Linked DNA regions of Mus musculus: regions 1 and 2 are each linked to region 3. Evidence: chromatin loops called from intact Hi-C (ENCODE). Cell type or tissue: left cerebral cortex. All regions are shown on one strand.

Region 1 (8,000 bases), 120 kb before region 3:
AGTTGTTCCTGTCTGTAGCCTTCATGTGGCACCTTGGCTTCTGGGCTTTGTAACAGATTTTCACTCTTTTTTTGTGGGCAAAATTAAACTTTCCTGACCATTTGGCAGCATGGAGCTTTTCTGAGATGGGTTGTTAAGGAGAAGAGAGACAGGAAAAGGTCACCAATTTAATCTCCCCATAATTAAGGTCTTGCAAACAGCTAAATAAAATTCCTGTTAACATTCTCTCCAGTCTATGAGTCCTTACTGTAGTGTCAGAAGAAGCTAAGAAGCAGCTGTTCAAGTGTTCAAATCCTTGCTGCATTTTATGCATTTTTTTTAAAGGACAGGACTGTGGTAAGGCTTGATGTATACATACATATGCTACACACCCAACCCATATATGTGTGTTCATATGTATATGTATATATGTATATATGCCTGCATGTACATACATGTAAGTATGTGCATACTTTTTAAGGTACATGATAAAATTAGGTTTAAAGAGCATAAGTAGTTTCCAGTTTTCAAGCATGAATTGTAGACTGAGCACAAGCATGTATTAAGGTACAGTATATAGCCAAGAATTCAGTTTGTCCTAAGGTGAGAGAGTCTTATTAAATAGATCAGGCTGTTCTCCAACTGAAATCCTCCTGCTTCTGTGTCTCGAGAGGAATATTGGGATCTTAGATATGTGTGTCACTACATCTGGCTTCCTTTAATTCTTAAAATGTCCTAAAAATCTAAGATATTCCATACATTAAAGTTTTGGTACTAGACACTGGTTTAATGAAGCTGTCTAGACGAATGTGAGTAAGTTGAGAAGTCAAAAATGTTAGGGCATAAGTTAGGACTTTCTGTCAATATGAAAAAAAAAAACCCCCACAGAAAATGGTATCTTTATTTCTTCAGGACATTTACAGTTTAAGATCCCAGCAGACAACATCAGGAGGAATGTTTAGAATCAAGGGGTGCACTTGGTCTTCAGAGCCAGAGGGGGACGAGGGCTAGTGAGGAATCCTACATTGTGGAATCAGAGATGTAACGTGGGGCTTCCTGATGTGGAGGGAGGGTCACATAGAAGCCAGGGCACACCAGGGCATGCTTTCTGAGGACGCACTTGAGTGTCAGCAGTTCCCAGCCCCCTGGCAGATGGAGGATGCCCTCCAAAGTGCTTCCTGCTGGCAGGAGAGAAGTGTGAGGTGTGAGGGTTCACAGGAGAAGCAGAGGAACGCTGAAGCAGCTGTTGCTTCCTTGTCACCCCCACTGCTAAGACTCTCTGACTTTTCACCCACATTTTAAGCGCTCATTTCTGGTTTTCTCTTTTGTATAACCCAAACCAAGAGGGTCCCCTGCCTCTCACTCTAAGACCTGAAATACATAGCCTCTCAGCTGACTGTTGTACCTGTCTTCAAATGCATCGTTGGCTGTCAGCTGTTAAATCTGTCTACAAATGCAAGGCAGCGTGCTCGCTTAGGCAGTGTTGCCAAAAATGGCCTTGGTTATCAAGCAACCCTCATAAAACCTTAATGGTTTCTCCTTTCTGTTTCAGATTACTTGCAACATATAATAGCCTTACGGATAAACACCTGGCTGGGTATTTTAACAACACCAGGATCAGGCGGCACCTCCTAAGATCTGGGCTGGTAAGACTGCTCTGAGTTCTGGTCACTTTCTTCTTTAATTAAGTCCCCAAATTCCCAACCTTTCTTCAGCTTTCCTTTGAGTCTGTGACATCTTTTTCTCCTTACTAATTCAGAAAAATTACTTCCCTTTTAACTTCTGATTTTTTTATTTGGAGCTCTTTCTAAACAAAGGAGAGAGGTTACAATGGCTACCAAGGAAACATAAATTATTGACAAAAATTCCCTGAGAGATTTCAACAGCATAGTTGGCTTGTTTATTTATTCATTCATTAGCACACAGTCTATGGACCAGACACTGTTAAAGAGTAAGGAGGACAGAGAAGACTATTGTTTCAGAAGAAAAATATTATTTTTAATACTCATAGAGTATGGTGTGGCAAACATAAACAGTTGGCTTCCTTTTCTGTCTATTTCTTTTTCTTTTTCTTTTTTTTTTTTATTTTTTGAACTTTCATTTCCCTGTGATGGTTTATTGATACCTTAGTGCCTTCCATCAGCTTCAAAGCCCTTCTTCCCACACAGTTTCTGCTCCTTTAAATGTGTATTCGGTGGAAAAAAATCTAACTCAAAAAACCCTATGGTTTTCCATTGAAAGAGAAGGGGTGTGGCTCTAGCCTGGGTTGGCTGTTTGCTTTCTTAAAGTACAGCCTTGTTTTGATGTTGAAAGAAATGTATTGTGCTTCTAATAGTTGTTTGTGTGCTTGGCACTGGCTAGGTGGAGCTCAGGAGAAAGTCCCTTGCAGCCTCCCGGGGCATTGTTATCAGAAGGGTGAGGTGAAACCTGGCTCTGCCAGGAACAAGACTTACAGGTGTACCACTTGCAGCCCAACTTCCTCAATTGTGAAATGAAGGCAACCCTCTACCCCCAAGCCCCCACACCACCACCATCACCATGGCTGTTACTGTTAGGGACCTGCAGTGAGTCACCCTGCAATCCCTGTGTGACTATGAACACTGTGAGCTTCCTGCTCTTTGGGCAGGGCTCTGTGTCTACTTAACACCATCCGTAAGCATGCAATGAACACTGTTACAAGTATGACAAGTCAGGTAAGGACAGCGTGGCTCCTTGCTCTAAAGAAATGGATCCAGGAAGAGGCCTGCAGCCTGCCGTGCTCACATCACACAGAAACTCCTTAGAAGATGTGAGTTTGAAACTCACCCCAGACCTGTGGGATTTGCTGTTTCTCTATCTCTCGGGGCTCTTGGGGGGGTGGGGGTGGGTTATACCCACTTCACTCAGAGTGTGAGCGCTGTGACTCTCCAGGAGCTTCCAGCCTAACTGGGGAGAGAAGACAATCCCAGAGACAGATAACGATGACAAACAAGCCAACTGCCAAGGAGATATAGTAATGGCAGTCAGGAAGGCCTAACTCTAGACACTTCGCAATGACACGAAGTCGGTGCATTCTAGACACCTTAAGTGGGTTATCTGAAGTAAAAGGAAGCACCAACAGTATAAAATTACAGCTAAAATTGAAGAAGGAAATTAAGAACATGAATGTGGGGTCTGGAAAGATGGCTTCCTGTTAAGACCACGCACCTGAGCACACAGAACAGCTTATAACTTCCAGCAACTTCAGCTCCAGGGCATTCAACAGCTGCTGCCTTGGCTGGCATCCTCAGTCGAATGCACATAGGCGCACGCGGTCACACACACACACACACACACACACACACACACACACACACACACGCGTGCGCGCGCGCGCGCGCCTAAACATAAGAAAGGGAATGTAAAGGTGGTTTGACCTTAAACTTAACAGGAGCATGTTGATGGGAGGTAGCGCTGTCCAGCAGCTCTTACAGGGAGCTCAGAGGACAACAGCAGATAGAGCCCAGGGACAGAGTCAAGACAAGCAAAGAGTGAGGGGCAGAAATCCACACTCTGGGACACGTAGTAGTGATCCCCGTTGTGACCAATATATATATATATATATATATATATATATATATATATATATATATATATATATATATATATATATATATATATATATATATATATTAAAGCCTCTGCACACTTCTCTGTAATTTGTAAAATTCTAAATCATAGCAAATTAAATTATGTTTTGGGGCTGCAAAGTGGAGGGAGTAATGAGAGTCAATGAAACCAATTATTTCTCAAGACAAACCAAAGGCTTCCTCAGTGGCTTGTCTGCCTAGCCTCCCCCCCCCCCCCCAGGGTTTCCGGGGAGCCCACAGGCCTGCTCTCCTGAGCTCTTTCAAGGTAGCACCTCCTCTTCCCAGGGTGCTTTCAGAGACTGAAAAGAACACCTGGGTTCCGTCACTGGAAAATTGTTACTCTAATGAAAACCTTGTTTTAAACGTCAAGTGTACCACCTGTGTGTGTTTTCACACTGACAGGTAAGAGAGACTTCCTTTTTCCTTTCTGCTTGATGAAATATTCATTAAAAGCAGAAGTTCATTAGTGACAATGGTATTCTCCTTAGGCTTTGAAAAGGCCACTTTCCTCTCTCTCTCTCTCTCTCTCTCTCTCTCTCTCTCTCTCTCTCTCTCTCTCTCTCTCTCTCTCCCTCCCTTCCTCCCTCCTCCCTTTCTCTCTCCCTCCCCCAGCCCCCCTCTCTCTCCCTCCCTCCTTCCGTCCCTTCTCTCTCCTTTTTCTCCCTCTCTCTTCCTCTCTCTCCTCTCCCTCTGCTCTCTTTGTTTCTTTCTCCTTCCTCCCCCATTCCTCTCTCCCTTGCCTTTCTTGGTACCTAACAACACATGGTGCTACTTTGTATTTCTTTGTGAGTTCTACTTATCTATTCACACTTTTTATTCTCTCACCACAGATAACGAGAAGTGGGAGGATACTTTCTGAAAAGGAATACAAAGTTAACAACATGAAGCAGGATCACCAAAAATACATCCGAGAGTGTTTAGCCCGGGCCATTTTCCACAAGGTCCTAGATATGGAGGTGTGCCTTTCCTCCCTCTGTATGCTAGACTGGGTAACTCTTCCTAAACAACAAAGGGATGGACCAAGGGAAACTGGTTTGTTCCTAAGTATCTAGAAGCCTGGACTCTCAAGTTTTTCCTCCTCTTTAGTTCAGAAGAAATATGGACATGATTATAAACTTTGTGATATTTAATTTTCTAAATGTAGATTCTTTTAATCCACAATGGCTACCCAGCCCTCACCATCTGTACCTTAATTTCCATTCGCTAAAAAAAGTGACATCTGTTTAAATATCAGTAATTCCAGTGCCATGAATTATCTCAGACCTGTTATTCTTTTAAGGCTCTGTAGCTCAGCCGTATGTTAAGTTTCACAGAATAGGCACTGAAACATCTGCTGTCCCTCCTACTTTAGGACACATTGGTCAGCATGGATTTACAGGCTGAGCATCAACACGTTTTGTGGGATCTGACATTGCACTTTTAGTAGGATATGAAGCTAACCTGATAAATTTTTGCAGCTTTGCTCCACAAAACGGTGGTTTCAATCGTTAAACACCATTTAGTCTTTGTGAAAAAGGACACCACTCCTTGGCACATTCACACAGCAGTAAATCAGAGAAGCGGCTTGGAAAATCTATGACTTGTGGGTGCGTTAACATTTTTTAAACAAATGCAGAACTATCAGTAAACCTGCAACAAGTTTAGTACCAGTGAAAATATTTGTTATTATGTTGACTGTATTATTACATCAATCATTCCGAATGCTCACTTAAGATGTATATTGCACAATACAGTTTCTGCCTACTTAGCAATTCATTTTTTTAAAAAAAAATTCAAATTGTATCCACAAATTATGGAGACTCATGGTTGACAACCCCAAATTTGCTGATTGTAAATGCACCAGTGGGAATGGTGCAATTCTGCTAAAATAGAAATAGTTATGTTATTAAATTAACCCCTACATGATTTTTAGTTTTAGAAGTGCTGAGTTCAATGTTGTCCAGATCCTTAGTTTGTAGGTATATCAGATACATTAGCACTGTCACATATATTTTCAGTTGAGTCTCATATTCTCACAACATATAATGACATTTAAAAGAATGTATAGCAAATATAATATGGAGGGAGCTTGGCCTTCTCTAGTCTGAAAATCTGAATTATGAGGCTGCGAAGACAGTTCACAGGGTAGGCACACTTACTAGACAAGCTGAACATCCTGAGTTCCAGTTGTCAGCACACCGGATAAACCCCAGTGTGGTCACACATGTGCCTGTAACCCCATCCCAGGGACAGAAGTTGGCTGTGACTTGCTGCCAGCCTAGTTCTGGGTTCAGTGAGAGACCCTGTCCTAAAAGAATAGCATGGAGCAGGACGTCCTGTGTAATCCTCTGATCTCTGCATGTACACCCAAGACATTCGGTTCATACGATGCATATTTCATGCACAAAAACCAACATGTACAGTTAGAAAGATAAATATGAGATGCTCAGAACTTGAAAGTATTGTAAACATGGTGTTTGTGTTTAAGGGTTTCGGCTTTCAGAGTATTCTGCACATTCAGATCAGGAGTATTCAATCCATAGAGTCTACAGATATCCACCAACGTGGAAAACAGTGGAATGAAGAACTGTTCAGCCCCTAGCCATGTTTCAGAAGACATACCTAATCTGTTAATATACCAGAACAGCTAGGATTGTCTACAGATTGGCACAGTGCCTCCCATTGGCTTGAATCTGCTACAGTTTTCCCTGACATTTCTGTAGGTGTTCATGCATTCCTCGCTCAACAGTAGCTGACTCACTGTGTGCCAAGAGGGGACCCTGTCCTGTGGCTGCAAGACACTGTTTATAGAAATATGGCACAGCGATTGCATAGAAAAGGGAAGTGTCAAATTGGATCCTGCAAACAAGGAGGTGTCCTGGGGGCCTTGGTGCAAGGGGCACAGAGCTCCTGCTTCTGGGAAAGAGCTCAGGAGAGGAATTCCAGAGCAGGACAGCCATATGCAGCATCCTGTGGATGGAAAGAAAGCCCAAAGACTGCTCAGGGGGGCTGGTTGGCAGGAGGAAGTGACACCATCTGAAAAGCTGAAGCCTTGTTTCTGGAAAATCTTGACTTCCCAAGGCAGGTTGCAGTGTAGGCGCTGAGGCAATGAGAATGCTTTTACAGCAAGGGAGTGAAATAGATGAGCAGAGCTGTTTGAGATGTTGCTGCTGTAGATGCAGAGGATGGATTAATGGTCTGGAAAAGATTGGAGGTGGGAGGTCAATTAGGAATCTGTTGCCAAAGGGTTCAGCTAACAGTGCCAGAGAGAGGGAGGGAGAGGCAGCTGTCTATGGGGACAGTAGAGAAGGAGAGGGCTGCCGAGAGAGCATTAGGGACTGAATGAGGAGGAGCAGAGGAAGGAAGGAGCAGAAGCACAGGAATAGAAACTCTTCCCTGGTGAGGAACAGGCCTGGGAGAATGCTGTCTGGGAGCCAGGGGCCCAGGTGCTCAAAATCTGCAGAATGGCTCCACAGGGGTCTGGACCCAGGAGGCACCGAGGGCTTGGGGAAAGAGTTTCAGCCATGGTGATGAGGTGCCCAGCTGCTGACTGCAGAGAGTTTGGGACAAATGCAAGTTGGGAACAGATTGATAGTAAATATAGCAAAATTTGTTGCTGAATGGGTGAAAGATCAGAGCAGGAGGGAGAAGAACAAGAAGAGTCAAGAGATGATTGATGACGCCCAGGACAGGAGTGAAGGAATTGGCAGGGACCAAGACCAGAAGAAAGAGTTTCCCTGAAGGAACAATGAGACAAGAAAACCACGGGCTGATTTCAAGTCTAATTGGGAGACCTTTTCTATTTAGGTATATTTTAAATCACCAATTATTATATGAAAATAATTGGAAAACAGACAAATCATAAAGCAAAAATTAATTGCAAAAGGATTCTACTTTCAGAGATGGCTATTATTCTACACTTCTTTTTTAAAGTATCTTCTGGTCATATTTATACACCAATAAAACCATAATATGGCCAAGTGTGGTAGCATGTGGCTATAATCTTAATATTCAGGAAGACTAGACATGAGGATTGCCACAATTTTGAACCCAACTTGGGCTATGTAGTAAGTTTCAGGTCATCTTGAGCTAGGTTCCAAGAACCTCTCACAATGAACAGTGAACAGTGGATTTCAAATGCCGTTCATCAGGTATGGCCACTGGCTGCCCTTGCAGAGGGCCAGAGTTCAGTTCCCAGAACCCGTTCCATGCTGCACATGTCTGCTTGTAACTCCAGCATCAAGAAGCAGCCCCTCTACCACCATGTCCAAAGACACATAAATAAAAATAAAACCATCCTTTGCACACACAGAGAAGAAAATCATCATGCAATGTTGTGACAAGGACGTGGGTTTGAGCCATCAAACCGGAAATAGAAAGTAAGACCAAGACACAAACCTGTTTTTGTGTTTCTCGGTGTCTTTGGTTATGAAA
Region 2 (8,000 bases), 170 kb before region 3:
AGAGTGGTACTGTTTGTGAAGGCTGTGGTGGCTTCTATGTGGGGAGAGTAGTCCTGGCAGAGTCTTTCCTGATGGTTTCCGGCAGGCAGCCATGCCTTAGATCCTTTCCTGCACAGCCTCCGGGGTTCATCCACTCTGTGTTGTCAGGGTCGGGAGAGGCATCTGTTTGATTCTGACAGCTTTCACTTTGCTTTTGTAGAGAAGAGCGAGGGCACCTTGCCTAGCTCGCCAATCATGTTACACAGGCGGTACTAAGCACTTCACATAAAAATCGAGAGCCTAGTCCCATGGCTACTTCTTCAAAACACCCCCAAATCTAAGGCTCAGAGGTCATTGCAGAAGAGGGGGCTGTTAGACTTAGTGTGTTTAAGAATCCTAGGACCAGTGGACCCACAGATTCCCAGTGAAAAGATCCTCTTGAAGACGTTCAGTGATGTTTCATCAGATGAAACACCTCTTAGGCCTTTCAGGTACAGGCAAATGAGGCCCATCTACTGCAGGGTCACTCCAGATTTGGAAGACAGCCTTGCCTTGAGTAAACCTGGTAAATATTCACTGAGAAAATTGAAATTAAAGTGTGTACTGTGCACCAGCAGTGGTCTGTAATCTAAGGTTATTTCAATATATGCACAGACTTGTAAGTTTTACTGTGTCTTTCAGTTTCTATTTAAGGAATAAGTGGACTTAGGCTGCGGATGTGTGTGGTGCTGCAGGCACACCTTTTGGCCGGCACGGGCTTTGAGAGAGCTGTTAATTCCAGTGAACTTCTTGCTGGCTGGGTAAAAAAAAAAAAAACAAAAAAACGGGGAAATAAAATAGGCCCAATTTTATTTAGTTTACACTGATAGACGTGAATCTAGCAAGAGTCCACACCATTGAATCCTTCTTAACGTTTCCTTCCATTCAGACTTAGGGTTTTGTATGGGTTATATGTGAAGTATTTGCTAATAAAAGAAGCCAAACAGTGTAGGAAATTAAGCTTTGCAACCCCTCCCCTGCACTGTTCAAGCTGGGATCCGAATGCAAACACTGAGGGGATATTAGAAATCCATGCAAGGAACTGTGGCTTTTAGAGATTGTCTTCCTGTGCTTCTACGAGCATTCATTATTTCCTTGGCTGTTGAACTGACTCTATATTCAGCTACTAAACACGCTGGTCAAACGTCCTGCTCACGGCTGACAAGTAGCTCCGTTTCCTGACAACATGACCAGCACTGTTGTTTGATGTTCCGTCCGGAGCAGAATTAATTTTCTCCCAGGAGGTCCCGACGGTGAGATAGATCGCACATGCACAGGGTCCACCGGATGGTGGGGCCGCCTTGCACATTGGCATTTTATCTGTAATCAGATACTTTATCGACACGGATCCTGTCAATTCCCCCCAAATAAGTTGGCTTTATTAATACAGGTTGCTCTTCCTTTTGCAGTAATGAGCTCCACCATGGCCGGCTGCTCAAAGAACCAGGAAAAAGCAAAGCCCGGGATCTGTCATTACACAGGGCAGGGGAATCGGATGCGGCTTTTAACTCCAGGCCACTGATGCTAATTCTTGGTAGCTTGCCTGACTTGCCTGGAGCAACTGAAAACATCAACTTAGCTTTATTCAGGCTAATTATCAGCCTGTGCAGTGGTCCTAAATTTGAGAAATGATTGACAGCCTGATACATATTCTCAAGTTCACACTCATTAGCACACAGTGTCTCAGGTCTGGTCTGCCCCCAAGACATGTATGGAAGCCGGCAACCCACTGAGCTCAGACAGTGCTGGGAAGAAGGACTCATCCCTTAGGTGTCCTGGGCTCTCTTCCCACACTGTCCGCATCTGCATAGAACAAGGGCTGGGTGTGACCTGGTTTGACCTGCATCTGTGCACAGAGGCAGCTTAGTCTAGACACTGTCTGTTCTGAATCAGCAGTCACTTTATCACAGGGCTGGGTCTCTTTGTTGATGAATTCCTTTGAATAACCAAGTGTGTTGAACATTTGTTACATTAAAAAAAAACAAAAAACAAAAAACAAAACTATGTGTGAGGGTTGCCCATCATCGTCCTTCCCATCTTAGAAAGCCTGACACTTGCTCTGTAGGTGTTATTCTATCCTTTTCCTTCAAATTATAAACCTCTCCTCTCCTCTCCTCTCCTCTCCTCTCCTCTCCTCTCCTCTCCTCTCCTCTCCTCTCCTCTCCTCTCCTCTCCTCTCCTCTCCTCTCCTCTCCTCTCCTCCCTCCCTCCCTCCCTCCCTCCTTCCTTTCTCTTTTTTTTAAAGTATAGAATAGAGTTGATTCAGGGCATGGGGAGGGGAGTTGAGAGAACAGCAGAGAGAGAGAGAGAGAGAGAGAGAGAGAGAGAGGGGGGAGAGAGAGAGAAAGAAGAGAAGAGAAGAAAAGAGAAGAGAAGAGAAGAGAAGAGAAGAGAAGAGAAGAGAAGAGAAGAGTGAGGGAGTAGAGGACTTGGCTGAGAGCACTTGGAGAGAGATGGGGAGGGGAATGGAGAGAGAGAACCTCTATTTTCCACTGGGTGAAACACCATTATTTTGTGCCTGTCATTGTTTTGGGGCTTCTAATGCTTTGTTGTACAACTAAACCTGTGATAAAATTAAAATCCCCATAAACGAGCTGCCAGGAGGTGCATCTGAGAACACGGTTGATGTCACAGGTGTGCCAAATGTTACATCTTTGTCAGGAAAATAGACTTGAAATTGTATAGCAGGGTGACTTTTCCTGGGGCGGAGGAAAGCTGCAATTCGTAGGTCTCTGCTCCTTCCCAAGAATGGATTTCCTGCTTCCGGATCCCAAGAGACTCCTTGTACCCGCTAGGGAAAGCGTCCTCACCACAGAGGCTCCTGTTGCCCAAGGAGTGCTTCACCCAGCCTTGGCTTTTCAGTGGAGAGAGGGCCACAGCACCATCTCTGCAGTGCTTAGGACCTGATCCTGCCGTTTCCTCAGAGCACTGCAGGAAAGAATGTCACTGTGGTCTAACTTCCCACACTCTTAGCAGAGCCTCTCTGTCTACTTTTCTTCATCTTCCATCACCCAACACCGGCCTCCCGTTCTCCATGGAGACATGGCGGAAGCTTGAGCTTCACCCACCCCTTTCCCGTCCGCAGTCAGAACAGCAGAGTTCTGTCACGTGGTTTTGCTAGTTGGAGGCAGCAGACAAAATTCTGACCAGGGATATTTTTTGTTTGCCCTGTATAGTGTTGTAAAAATTAGAATGTTTCACCCAAACCATCTGGATTTTCAGCTTCTTTGTAAAAAGGAGAAGATGTGTTAGTCTTAGAAGGTATTTCTAGAAGACTGTCAGCAGCTGAAGTGCAGCCAACTTTGATGGCTGTGTGGGAAGACATCGCCCTCCAGCACCTTCTGCTTTTCCAGCTTTGGCATTTGACTTCTTGCTTGATACTGTAAAGAAGAAGAAAAGCTTTCCAGATCAGATCAGACCCACCTTACAACGGAGGCTTAGCAGAAACTACAGCGAACCAAACAAAACCCTCAAGTGAGCCCTTCGCTGGCATTTAGACTTCCCGTGTCTTCCTGCTTTGGCACATAAGGCTTCCAAATGTGAAGATGGAAGAAGAGGGACGATTCAAACACCTGTAGCCTCTTTTCAGTGGGGCATACAGGTCTCCTTCTTCTGGGGCTGCCACTGTCCCCCGACTTCTATTTAGAATACTTTAGACACCTACCCCTGCAGATGCTTTTCATAGTCCTGTGGAGCCTGACTAGACACTCACAGCCTTGTCAGAGGTCTCTTCTGTGGAATGATCCTCCCAGGATTTGCCATGTTAACAAACCATACCGTGCTCAGTACTGCGAGTTCACAGACAGCCCTTTTGTCTAGGAGCATTGACTGTCATGCCTGGGAGTAAATTTTCTATGTAATCTCCACACAGGGCTGAGTGTGTCCCAAAGGCTGCTCTGTCATCTTATGGCTGTAAAGGGCACTCACTGTTTGTGTCATAGTCCATGTGGACCGAACACACACTCCCAGCCGATACTCTAATAGCTGGGACAGCCTGCAGAGGTGACAGTCACATGGGATGATATTCAGCGGCTGATCAGGGCTGCTAGGCTGTGATAGAAAGAAGATGTGGGTGTGCTCAAGGAGCTGGAGTGAGATGAGGGTATGGGCTCCACTGGAGAGACTTTCAAACTCATCTGCTTCTCCTGGTCCCCACACCCATGTGCCCAGAGGAAGAAGTAGCCTTTTGCCTCGCCTTAAAGCAAACAAGGAGGCTTGCAGAATGTGCAGCTTGAAGACCCCGGCTTTCAACATGGAGATGCCAGTGACAGGTACCTTAGCGTGTAGCTGACATGTGTTCAACGCAAGCCCACCCGAGGCTCAGCTCACTGTCAGTGTGAACAGATGGTGACACAGACTCCACAGGGTGGGTATGCCCAAAAGACGGTGTCCACAAAGCAGAAGCGTTTGTAGAGTGGCCATCATGACCAGTGAGAGAACGGACTGGGGGTGATGGGCCATGGTTACACAGTCACCGTGTCACTGAACGACTCTACACATAGTTCCCAAGATGGCTGAAACAAACATCTGTTTACCATGTGAACCGATATTTACTCAGATACCTTGATATCTCATATGTGAGAATCCTTTTCTGAGGCTCGATTAGAAGCAACTTGCTTCCTAGGCAGCCACCACTGGCTGAACGTGCAGTGCCCTGGCTAGTATCTCACGCTGTCTTCTAGGTTGGTCAGCCATTAACCCTTTCAAGCCCCGTCTATTTCAAGCGTACCCCGAACATAACATCCCCGCAGAGGAACCAAGAATTAGCTGAGATGCCTGTTAGGACACAGGAGGCGTTAGGTTTAGGTTTGCCGTCTCAGCTGCCACCCTGGTCCTAAGTTGTTCCTCCCTAACCACCCTGCAGGGGGCAGTGTAACACCGGGGCTGACGGCCAACCAAGGCGGGGGTCCTGACTTAGCTGTGTGTGTGACTTCAGGCAAAGTGCTTCAATTCCCTGCTTCTCAGAATCATTCTCTGTAAAAAAGCTGAAAATGATAGTATTTGAGTTTAAGATGAGACCTGACATTTAAAGCGTTTGGCACAGAGCCTGGCCCTCGTTGTGCACCAGCATTGTTTTTTCGGGTCATTACTACCATCCTTCATAGGGCCACGGAGGTAGAATTTATTAGCTTCGATGATGAGGCCCATGTCTGTCCCCCCAGAAATCTGGACAGTCTCTTTGAAACACTCCTTGCCACTGTCCTTGTTCTTTTTGGTGATTGAAGGCCTTCAGTTTAGTCGGCCTGAGAATAAAGAGTGGCTCTTCAGCAGGGGAGGCAGAGCGGGAGGCAGAGGAGGGATAGGAGGAGGGATAGCCACAGAATTCCACCCGACTCTGGATCTTTTTAACCCACAGTCTCCTGCTGATTCCTTTGAGATGGGTCCTCCCCCAAATTCTAGGTATCTGGTCACCATCCTCCAAAATAACTGGATGGCTTTGATCCTGTCCTCTCTATTCTAACCATCAGCTTTCCCTTTAACCAGTTGATTGGAGAGGGGTGGCTCAAATCACAGGAGGCTCGGAGTCTCTCTCCTGATGGTCTCTGTAACACTGGCCTGGTTATCCCATCACTCGGGCATCTGTGCCTCCTCCTGCAGTCTCTGGATTCCTTCTGGGTTGTCAAAAGTGAACTATAAAAGATCAGGGGAGAGAGTACCTTAGTATAATATTTTTTATATTACCTCAAGTCAAATGTTCTCGGGAAACAAGACTATTTTAAACCAAGAACAGCAAGTAATAGCTTCCTGCAGGAAAGACTAATTTACCAAAATTTGATGACCCTTAAAATCAGGTAGCCGCTCCACAGCTGTGAATCACCTCAGGCCAGCTTCTCTGTGATGACTGACAGAAAATCTGATGACTTTCAGCAGCAAGGGCTGTTCATCGCTCATCTCATCCTGCTGGCTGTATTTACAAAGACACACCTAGAGAGAGGGGGAGGGGAGAGAGGGAGAGAGAGAGAGAGAGAGAGAGAGAGAGAGAGAGAGAGAGAGAGAGAGAGAGAGAGAGAGAGAGAGAATTCCAGGGACTGCTGAAGAGTGTCCCCAGTAGTGACACATGTAGTTTTCACTCAGACGTTGTTATTTATAAAAGTCTCTCGCCATGCCAACACTAGCTAGGTCAATGCTGGGGACACAGGTTACATCTCCATAGCAACACGCATGGCTGGGACTTGTGTTTACATAGGGACCAAGCAGGGGAGAGAGAACTTCTGACCTCTGCTTATGTCGGTTCTGTGCAGTGTGATCTCTGAAAACAATTTTCAGAACTTATGACACCTCACATATGCAACTACTCAAGTCTGAGTTCGAAGTCACGAGACCAAGCAAGCTGGACGAGTAGAGGGGCTTCTGCTGTCTGTGGCTGGCTATACACGCTGACCCCCACCGCCACCCCGACTCCCATCTCCCCTTTGGGATTTTGTCCTGTGTTACTTGTCTACTCCCTTTTAGATGAGAGTTCCACAGACCACTCTACGCTTCCCCTCTCCTCGTTCCGAGGCTTCTCCACACTGCTGCGCACGGCAGCACGGGTCTTGTTCTAAGTTGAGTGGTTCTAACCACTCAGCTTTTGTCCTTTGCCTCGCGGCTCAGAACGCAGCCTCTACTGCTGGGTACTAGTAGAACACGGCAGACTACAAAAGCCACCAAGTCCCGCTGCTTCCCTTTCCAGTGGTGTGAACCTGACCTCATCTGAACCTCTCTTGCCAGCAGCTCTGTCTGACCAACCATTTGGCGCACGGCTGGGAGCTTTTAGTAGTGACAGCTTTGCACAGTTAGATAAGCCTCTAACCACAATTCGCATCCCCAGAATCCGAGTGGCTGTTACCAGTGAAGAGGAAAACACCAAAGAAGAAGCAGTGGAACATGGCATTCCCTTCTTGCTCTCACGAATGCTAGAGATTGGTACCCAGGCCTTGTGCTTGCTAGGCAAGCAACCCGCCCACGCCATGGAGCTGCATCCCTAGCCCCGCCCCGAGTCTCAGGGTCAGATCTCGGATCACCCGCAGTTCTGTATACAAACTGTTCAACTCAGGGACTCTTGGCTTTTGCTTTTAGGTGAGTGGGTCAAGCATTTGGGAATAGTATTTGTCTGTTGATTGATTTTACTACTGTCACCCTGGGTTTCCTGTAGCACTCAGGTACCGGAGAGTTGTCCTCAGTTCTTGATGTCTCTTAAAAGCCCCACTGTTTGGCCATATTTGGAGTTGGTGGAAACCTTAAGATGTGGGGCCTGGTAGTCACCTTGGGGTGACTCAGACCTTGCCCAGGTCTTTCCTTTCTCTTCTCAACTCTTTCAGGTCATGCCATGGAGGGAGAAGTTTTGTCCCACCATACACTCCTGACCATGACATGTGATTTACCTGCCCATGCCCAGATCCAGAACAAGTCCAGGGCAAGCATCTTCTCCCCACACATCTCAGCGCTTGTTTCAGTGAAAAGAAGCTCAGAGGCAGGCTTGCTGTCGTCACTTACCAGTCCAGAACTCTGTTTTCCCCTTTGCAGTTTCTTTGAGGCCTGTTTCACAACATCCCTTGACTCATCTTTTATCACAAGAGAATATTAACTGAGACTTTGTGATCTCTCCAATAACAACAACGCTTTTGTTAATCTTCATGCCCTAAGGGTGACAGCGTTAGCCGAGCAATTTCTAGGGGAAACATGCTTCTTGGGAGAATATTTAAGTTCATGAAAAACAACTTAAACTCTTTTAGGGTTGCTTTTTCATATGAGATAATGTAATAAATTCCAAGCCACGTTATCACTCAATATGTATTCCTCAAGGACCTTACAATCTCAGACCTAGTGCAATGCTAATCTAGTTTGCGTGAAGGAAGGCACAAATGTGAAAATTACCAAGTCCTCTATTCTCTATGTCTGTCCTGTCTGTCTGTCTGTCTGTCTGAGATGGTCTATCACACCCTTCCAGGTAAGAATCTGCAAGTCTTCTGCTGGAGGCCATGGGTCTTGTTCTAAGTTGA
Region 3 (8,000 bases):
TATAAAATAAGGGACTATATTTGGATTGTCAAGACCAGCCCATTAAAACACCAGGGGTGTTTGGTAGATAATGCTCTGTATTTGTGTGTGGGGGATCAGCATATATTTGTGATAAGTGATCAAAATCTGTTAACTTTGTAATTCCTTTTGTTTATTTAACCAAATGTATATAAATGGATCTCATTGTAGTTTTGAACAAACTACAATGGAAGGTGTTGGCTTGTGCCTCAGAAATGGCTCAGTGGGTGAAGACGCTATCACTAAGCCTGACAACCTGAGTTCAGTGTCACATGGTAGGAGAGAAGTGACTGCCACAAATGTCTTCAGACTTCCTCATACATGTTCTTGTGCTCACACATGTATACACACACTCACACACAGACACATACTCATACACTCACACATACAGAAAGACAGGCACAAGCAAACACAGACTTGCATACATGTGCATGTATATGCAAACACACACCTATTGACATATACATATGCATTCAGACATGCACACTCATACATGCATGCATGCACATGTACATGCACGCATGTACACATATACACACACAGACACAGACACACACACACAAGATGGTTGCATGAAAGTTTTAAACACAAAGGTGCTAGCCCAACTTAATAGTGAGTAATAAGTCTCTTGAAGATTAGGTGTGACTTCTCTCACTGAGGCCCGACCCCTGGTCCTCTGCTGTATATGTGTCAGGAGCCTTGGACCAGCTAGCGTATGCTGCCTTGTTGGTGGCTCAGTGTCTGAGAGATCTCAGGGGTCCAGGTTAGTTGAGACTGCAGGTCTTCCTATGGGGTCACCCTACTCCTTAACTTCTCCTAGCCTTTCCCTAACCACAGGGATCCCTGACTTAAGTCCACTGGTTGGGTGTAAATATCTGCATCTGTCTTAGTCATCTGCTTGTTGGGCCTCTCAAGGGCAGCCATGCTAGGCTCCTGTCTGTAAGCACACCACAGCATCAGTAATGGTGTCAGGCCTTGGAGCCTCAGCTTGAGATGGAACCCAATTTGAGCCTGTCACTGGATTTCCTTCCCCTCAGTCTTTTCTCCAATTATGTTCCTGCAGTTCTTTTAGATAGGAAGAATTCTGGGTTGGAGTTTTTGACTGTGGGATGGCAACTCCATCCCTCCACTTGATGCTCTGTCTTTCTACAAGTTACCTCTCCCTACTATTGGGCATTTCTTCTAAGGTCCCTCCCTTTGAGTCCTGAGCATTTCTTACCTCCCAGGTCTTTGGTATATTCTAGAGCCCCCTGACGCCCCGCCACTTCCTAATCTTTCAATTTTGTTTTAATGTATTTTAAAACATAAAGGTAGGCATTAATTAATTGCCCTTACTAATTATGTGCACTTGTTAAGCTGTCACTAAACTAAGAAGTATCTACACTTTAAAAAGGAAAGTTGCCATTCTGATGCAGAAGCAACAAGAATTTTCATAAAACCGAAACTGAGTTGGCAGTAACTACCCTACAGCCACACTTTCCATTCATAATGTGTGATGGGGAAAGACAGCAACAGACAGCATCCCTGTTGGTCTCATATTCCTGTAGTTTGTTTTGCCATGTGCCAGTTGCCCTGTATAATAATCAATGTAACAGAAGAGAAACATTTGCTTGAAACCAGTGTACTCAGGGATTGCTTTCTGAGCCTCTGAAATCTTTTCTGTTTTTATACTGGACTCTAGTTTCAGCAGGCACACCTGCAGGAATTAGGTAAAGGTCTATGCCACAGGCATCAGTGATTTCTTTCCTGCCATGGACTGTATCCATTGGTATTGCAGACACAAGTCACAAGGATGTGTCAGTGAATTAATATAGAAACAGCCTCTGCAAAGGAGGCAGTCACACTTTCAGTCTCATGGACACCTGGGGCTGGAACTGCTTCTAAGTGGAGGCTTTACAACTTGCAGGAAGTAAGCTATGGAGGCGAGGGGCATCTTGATCCATTAAAGACTGCAGTGGCATGCCTTTGATCTTGTTGTACATTCTCAGGCACGTACCTGTATGATGCTAGTTAAAGAGCAGACTGAGGCTAGCTTGTCTCCTTGGGCCGGTCTGTCTTTCCAACAGATTACCACAGATGTGGAAGCTGCTGCCTGGGGCCACACAGTGAGAATCAAGTGCATACTCACTTGCCTCAGTATGGAGGTGGGTCCTGAAACCTGAAACCCCACACAGGGAGGGATTTTGTGGTCATGTGGGGGAGTAGTATGAGAACAGCCCCCCTCTTTGTCACAATTCCTCAGCAAGGAGTGAAAAGCACACACTTTAGAGTCAACTGGATCCAGGCTCAGATCATGGCCCTGCTGTTCACTAACTGTAAAGCCTCCAGCAGGTTGTTCATCCTTTCTGGCTTCAGCCTGCTCATTTGGGGAATACTGATTGAAGGTTGATGGTTCTGCCACGCGGAAGAGCTGTGGTTGGCAGTGTTATAACTGGCCTAGAAAAAATTCACAATGTCTCAACCAAGGTGGCTAATGATCAGAGTACACAATGTATCTTCTTCCATGGTTTGGCTAGTTTGATATTATTATCAGTGGGCATAGCAATGATATGCTACCCACTCTAGATATTTCCCCCAGAGCTGAGATAAGGCCCACCTCTGCCGAAGGAGCAGTGCTACAACACTTACTGGGAAGGAAGCACTTCATCACGATCAGGAAACAAAACAGATTTCATCTGCTCACTGTCTTTGTGAAAGAGAATCTGCAGCATGGAAAATACCCACTCATGAATTTTTCAGACTTATTTGAGATTGAAGCTCTTCAAACATCTGCTCATTAATGTGGGCATCCAGCTAATGTCATAGATATTAATAGCAGATGCTGTTCTCTCTCCTGTAGTTAATACAGGAGCGGCTTTCTTCCTGGGCCCATAATGTTTTCTGATAGCTTTAATTGCTATTACTTAAGTAGAAGAAATACTGAATACCATAGATTCTAAAGAGATAGTAAGAAACAATGCTCCTTTAGAATAACAAACATCCTTTTTAAATATCAGTGAGCCAAAGGAAGAGAGCTGTCACTCTTGCTATTCTACGGGGGTTAGATTCGGTCCATACAGAAGATACTAAAGGTGAAAAGAAAGAGAATCTATGGAAATTAAAGCTGTCACTCTGTGCAGTGCCATTGTGTGAGCAGCTTCAAAAACCCATTTGGAAATCATGGCTCTTGTAACACAGTCATTACTGAGACACTAGCATCACCCACTTATTACTGCAAACATAGCAACAGTTGCCATGTGAGCAAGAGATCTGTAACACAAACAGTGGAGTCGGTTGGTGCAGGGTGGGGCTGGCTGGAGTCAGGGCTGCTGTGGCTGAGCGCAGTGCTACCTGTACCGGTTTAATTAGGCTGGCTGTTCTCTCTGGTCCCTGTGCCGTGTCCTGTCAGACATTTCCAGAGAACAGAAGCAGTCTCAAAAGGCGGCATTTCGGATTAAATCTTACATTCGGTGGCACACAAACAGAACCAAAGGCAGAATTTTGCTTTGATGTGCACAAGGGTAGACACGTGGCCCAGGCTTCCTTTTCATTTCCAGGAATGGAACCCTCACAGAACCCTTGTCATTAGAAAGCCCGGTCCACTTGTTGCTGTCACAATATGCCACTCCGTCTAATTGAAAATGGAGAAGTCTGTCATCATTTGCTTAGCAGTTTGCCTCTGGTGAATCTTCACAGGTTCCCTTTATGTGGCTGGGAATTAGTTAATTAGTATTACAAAATGCATCAGGAGGAACAGGCCCTTCGGTTACCAGGGAGGCCCTTTCAGGCTGCTAACAAGCTTGCCATGGGACAGGGAGAGCTGAAGAATGGTGGCAGAGCCGCCCAGCTGAGGAAGACATCTTTCCTTGCTCGCTCGCTCGACTGAGCCGTTGTAACCTAAATATGTCACTTTCTCAGTCTTTCTCAGTCTCGTGCAATGCGTTATATGTGGCGTAACTCCTGGTCCTTAAAGCTTTCTCTTTAAGAAGTACCGATTTTACACAGGCACAGGGTTTTCTTCTATCTCCCCTTTCATTAATTTCCCATTCTCCCAGCACTTCTTCTGAACAGAATATTTTGTTTGATATTCTTTCTTTGACATTTTTCACAGAGAGAGAGAAAGGTTGTTTCAATCTAAGGGCGGCTTTTAAAAGTCAGGGACAGATTGACATTTTTTCCTCACTCCTTAACTTTGACGCTGTATGCCTTTGTTAGGGGGATTTCTCCAATCTCTCGCCGCTGCACTCCCTGCAGCGCCCCCACTGAGGGCCAGATGGCGCCAGTGAGCAAGCCAACTTATAAGTGAGGTTAACAGTGCTGTTTAGGGTTCTCACCAGGGGAGGGAGTCCTGCAGGGGCCCCTTCTCACTGATTCTGTGGAAAGATAAGAAAGCAGAATCCCAGAGGTCTGAGGGTAGTCCTTGGCACAGTGGGATCTTTATTTCACTCCCGAATCTGGGAATTGTTGGCAAATGCCACTGTGTTGCTTTACAGGTGTGATACCAGGGGCTGTGCTGAATAAAGAATTTTTATAAAAAAATATTAAGTGGCTTTTGCACTACCGATGAATATTCTAGATTTTTGAACCTTCATGGAAATAATTTTAACATCTACTTCCTTTAACTTTTGTTTTGTGCGTGTGTGCCCTTGTGCGCGCTTTTGTGTATGTCTTTCTCTCTCTGTGTGTGTCTTTGTGTGTAGAGATGGCATTGTGCATGTACCATGGTGACTATGTGGAGGTCAGAGGACAGCCTCGGTTTTGGTTTCCCATTTATACTTTGCTTGAGACAGCGTCCTTTGTTGTCTGCAGTTGGCAGTTGCTGGTAGCAGACTGGCTGGCCTGCCCACATAGCGAGATTCTCCTGTCTCCACTTACTGTCTCTTCCTAGGAGCCCAGGACTTGCAGATATACACTGTAGCTTCTGGTTTTACATGAACTCTGAGGATACACTTCAGAGCCTCACATTGCTGAACCAGCTCCCATCTTTCATGTACTTTATATGACACCAGGCTCATAGCAAGGAGGTAGCCCAACCAAACCCATACAACACTAGCACCCATGGCTATAGGCTTCCTTCTTAGCCCCACACCCCATGAACACCAAAAGCTTTCCTGCTTCTATTAATTAGGAAAATTCATGGACAACTGAAAAATATTTTAACTTAAAAAGAAAAAAAGATAAAAGGGGCAGCTGACAGATATGCTGGCACCTGCTTGGATTCTGGCTTCTCTTCCTCGCCATTTATGTATTTTTTCACTTCAGACCCTTAATGAGCTGAGTGAATGACCTTGAGCAAGTGAGGGTCATAAAAAATTATACACTCCAGAGATGACAAATACCTGGGAAAAATTGCCTTGCCCCTAGATTTAGGCAAGTGACATCTTACTCTCCTCATTATACCGTAGTGACAAAGGGGCTTAACAGAGGCACATATTCAGAGAGTCCTTCCTCTCAGCACAGAGGGCCTGGCTGAAGGATGGGAAAGGTGCTAATGAGATGCTTAAATAAGCACTGAGCTTTGATGAAAAACTCATTAGCTATACATTCAATCAGCCATCTTGGAGGAAGCTAATAACTACTTTGGGAAACCAACGATACCATCTTTTTAAAAATCATTTTCTCAGATTTGTGAACCTCATAGTGATTTGTGTGTAACGTCAGGTTTAGGTACTGAACCCACATAGCATCTATGAATGAGAGAGGACAGTGACTCCATTTCCTCATTACTAGCAAGTCGTTGTGTGTGTTTGTTTGTTTGTTTGTTTTTCTTGCACTAAATGTCAGCCTCAATATTGTTGTTGTGTTAAGTCCAGAGGTTGTGAGTTCTGCAAACTGATTGCTTTAATGCAGAATACACTTAATCAATATGGAAAGAAATATAGCTTGACAAAACCTAAAGAAATTGCATTACAGTAGAGTTATCCTCTAAACTGGATCATATGTGCACTTCTGGTTGTAAAATTCCTAGAAGGAAGTAACTCTTGTTATATGTTCTGATTAGAGCTTGCTGCCTTTCCAGGTATCCACGGTGGCTGATTTGGAGGTAAATGATTGAAGACAATGGTGAGGGATGAGTTAGTCCTGATGTGTGGAGCTTTGGGTCTATAGGCAGCTGATTACAATCTGTCCCTAGGAGGTAAAATGAAGCAAGGTGGCCAGTGTCAGTAGGAGAATTTCTCTGTGAGCAGAAGCGTTGTAGTCCTGGTGTCTAAGGCTGTATTGAATTTGTCACTCTTCAGTGGGAGACCATTCAGCACCGCGGACAGCTCTTCACGGGGTCTCCTCGTCTATCTGCCTCTTACAAGAACTTCAAAGCTGGCAGCAGTGGCACATGCCTTTAATCCTAGCACTTGGGAGGCAGAGGCAGGTGGGTTTCTGAGTTCAAGGCCAGCCTGGTCTACAGAGTGAGTTTCAGGACAGCCAGGACTACACAGAGAAACCCTGTGCTTCAAGCTAGCAAGGTTGAAGTTTAGTCTTAACGCACAGTAGAATCACTGCCAGATAGGCCTGGGTTCAATCATGAACTTATTTTTTCCACCGCTTAATAGTTTTGTATCCATTGTTTAAAACTGCCTGTCTCAATTTGCTTTCCTTAAAGAGTGGGAGCCTTCAGCCAGCATTACTTCGAAACATTGATATTAGAATTAGATAGCATTATCTTGATGGCAGCTTGCAATGCTCACTTGCCCATGCTATAACAGGCATTTATACTTATGCTGAACACTGTCCTAAGGAACACAGTATAAAAAGAGGAGAGATGCTTATGAATGCAATATGCTTATAATCTAGGTAGGTATGAACAAAAATCAAGTGATTGGTTTAGGCCCTCACTCTACACAGATATACGTGTCACGAAGATTATTGTTGGCCTTTAGGTAGAATTTTGGAAGGCTGTGTGTGTGGCAGATACTTAACCCAAACAAAGTAGGAGGTCAGGTGATAAACACCTTTAAAAAGCTACAGTCTTGGAGCTAGAGAAATGGCTCAGAAATATTGCTCTTCTAGAGGGCTTGAACTAAATTCCCAGCACCCAGGTTGAGCAGCTTATAGGCAAATTTAACTCTAGCTCCAGCGTCCCAATGCCTGTTGTTTTTTTGTTTGTTTGTTTGTTTGTTTTGTTCTGTTTTTGGTTTTTTTGGCTTCTTCAGGAACCTACTCATACATGTTAAATACTCAAAAAGATGTACATACACATGCACATAAAAAATAAAAACATTTAAAATGTCTAACATCTTAAAGAGACAACCAAGTTTAAGAAAATGGGAAAAATAAAACCTGCCCTACGCAAGAGATGTAAGACACGAGTGCCCACTTCAAACTAAGCTACAGGTAACATGTAAAGAAAAAAGAAGTCTAGCCCATGGTATGTATGTATGTATATACCGTGGGCTAGACTTCTTTCCATGGCTTTACAGGCTCATGGAATATGAGCTCATAAGAGAACTAAGAACTAAGAAGAAGGGACAGGGCAGCAGGAAAGCCAAGAATCCATAGGAACAGCCATGTGATCAGAGCTTAAAGACTGAAGATGGGAAACCTAGTGGAAATCATAACATAAATGTTTTTAAAGAAAAGGTAAGCTTATATGGAAGGCAAAGAGACCTTCAAAACTGGCCTGAAAAAGTTTTAAACAACAACAAATACAATGGAAAGAAGTCAGGAAGAAATTGAGTTGGAAACAGACAGCAAAACAAAGAGAATCAGAGAATTAATAAGATAAATGCAAAAGAAGTTATCTAACCTGTAGCAGAGATGTAGAAGGTAGAAGTTGTACCTTCCCCACCAGGACACACATAAACACACTGCTTTACGCACAGACCTCTGTAGTTACACACTTTGCTAGCACACATGTCTCGGTGTATATTCATACACTATTGGCATGGATGTTCTGATTAGACACTTTAAAGACACCAGGTGATATGCAGCTAGTGAAGTTTTCCAAAGAGCATAAGGTTAAGGTAAAACAATGCTACCCAGAGGCTGTGAATCATACAGAAGTTCTG

Evidence for each region. A loop is a pair of places that touch in the nucleus more often than their neighbours do. Peaks named below come from ENCODE experiments on the same cell type or tissue, not always from the same donor. Only the 100,000 strongest peaks of a DNase experiment are listed, where the experiment ranks them.
Region 1: a loop joins it to region 3, with 2.2 times the contacts of the local background. A loop is called at or near these places in 3 of 42 quality-filtered maps.
Region 2: it touches region 3 in a loop (4-fold over the local background); 9 of 42 quality-filtered maps call a loop at or near these places.

What each region holds. Positions count from the first base shown.
Region 1 is chr3:154,694,208-154,702,207 of GRCm38, forward strand. It overlaps a transcript of Erich3 not described here. Among named protein-coding and RNA genes, the nearest start is that of Erich3, 13 kb to the right of the region's middle. In left cerebral cortex, no CTCF peak of the experiment used is centred here; DNase peaks (open chromatin) are centred at 4,496, 4,897, 6,324 and 6,635; H3K27ac peaks cover 2,041 bases.
Region 2 is chr3:154,648,335-154,656,334 of GRCm38, forward strand. No RefSeq gene overlaps it. Among named protein-coding and RNA genes, the nearest start is that of Tyw3, 55 kb to the left of the region's middle. In left cerebral cortex, a CTCF peak has its summit at 4,878 (motif pointing right); DNase peaks (open chromatin) are centred at 3,238, 4,096 and 4,885; H3K27ac peaks cover 1,369 bases.
Region 3 is chr3:154,813,636-154,821,635 of GRCm38, forward strand. All of the region lies in intron 23 of Tnni3k (TNNI3 interacting kinase), which reads right to left. Among named protein-coding and RNA genes, the nearest start is that of Gm20389, 110 kb to the left of the region's middle. In left cerebral cortex, a CTCF peak has its summit at 4,282; DNase peaks (open chromatin) are centred at 1,907, 2,632, 3,296, 3,792 and 2 more places; H3K4me3 peaks cover 638 bases; H3K27ac peaks cover 1,859 bases.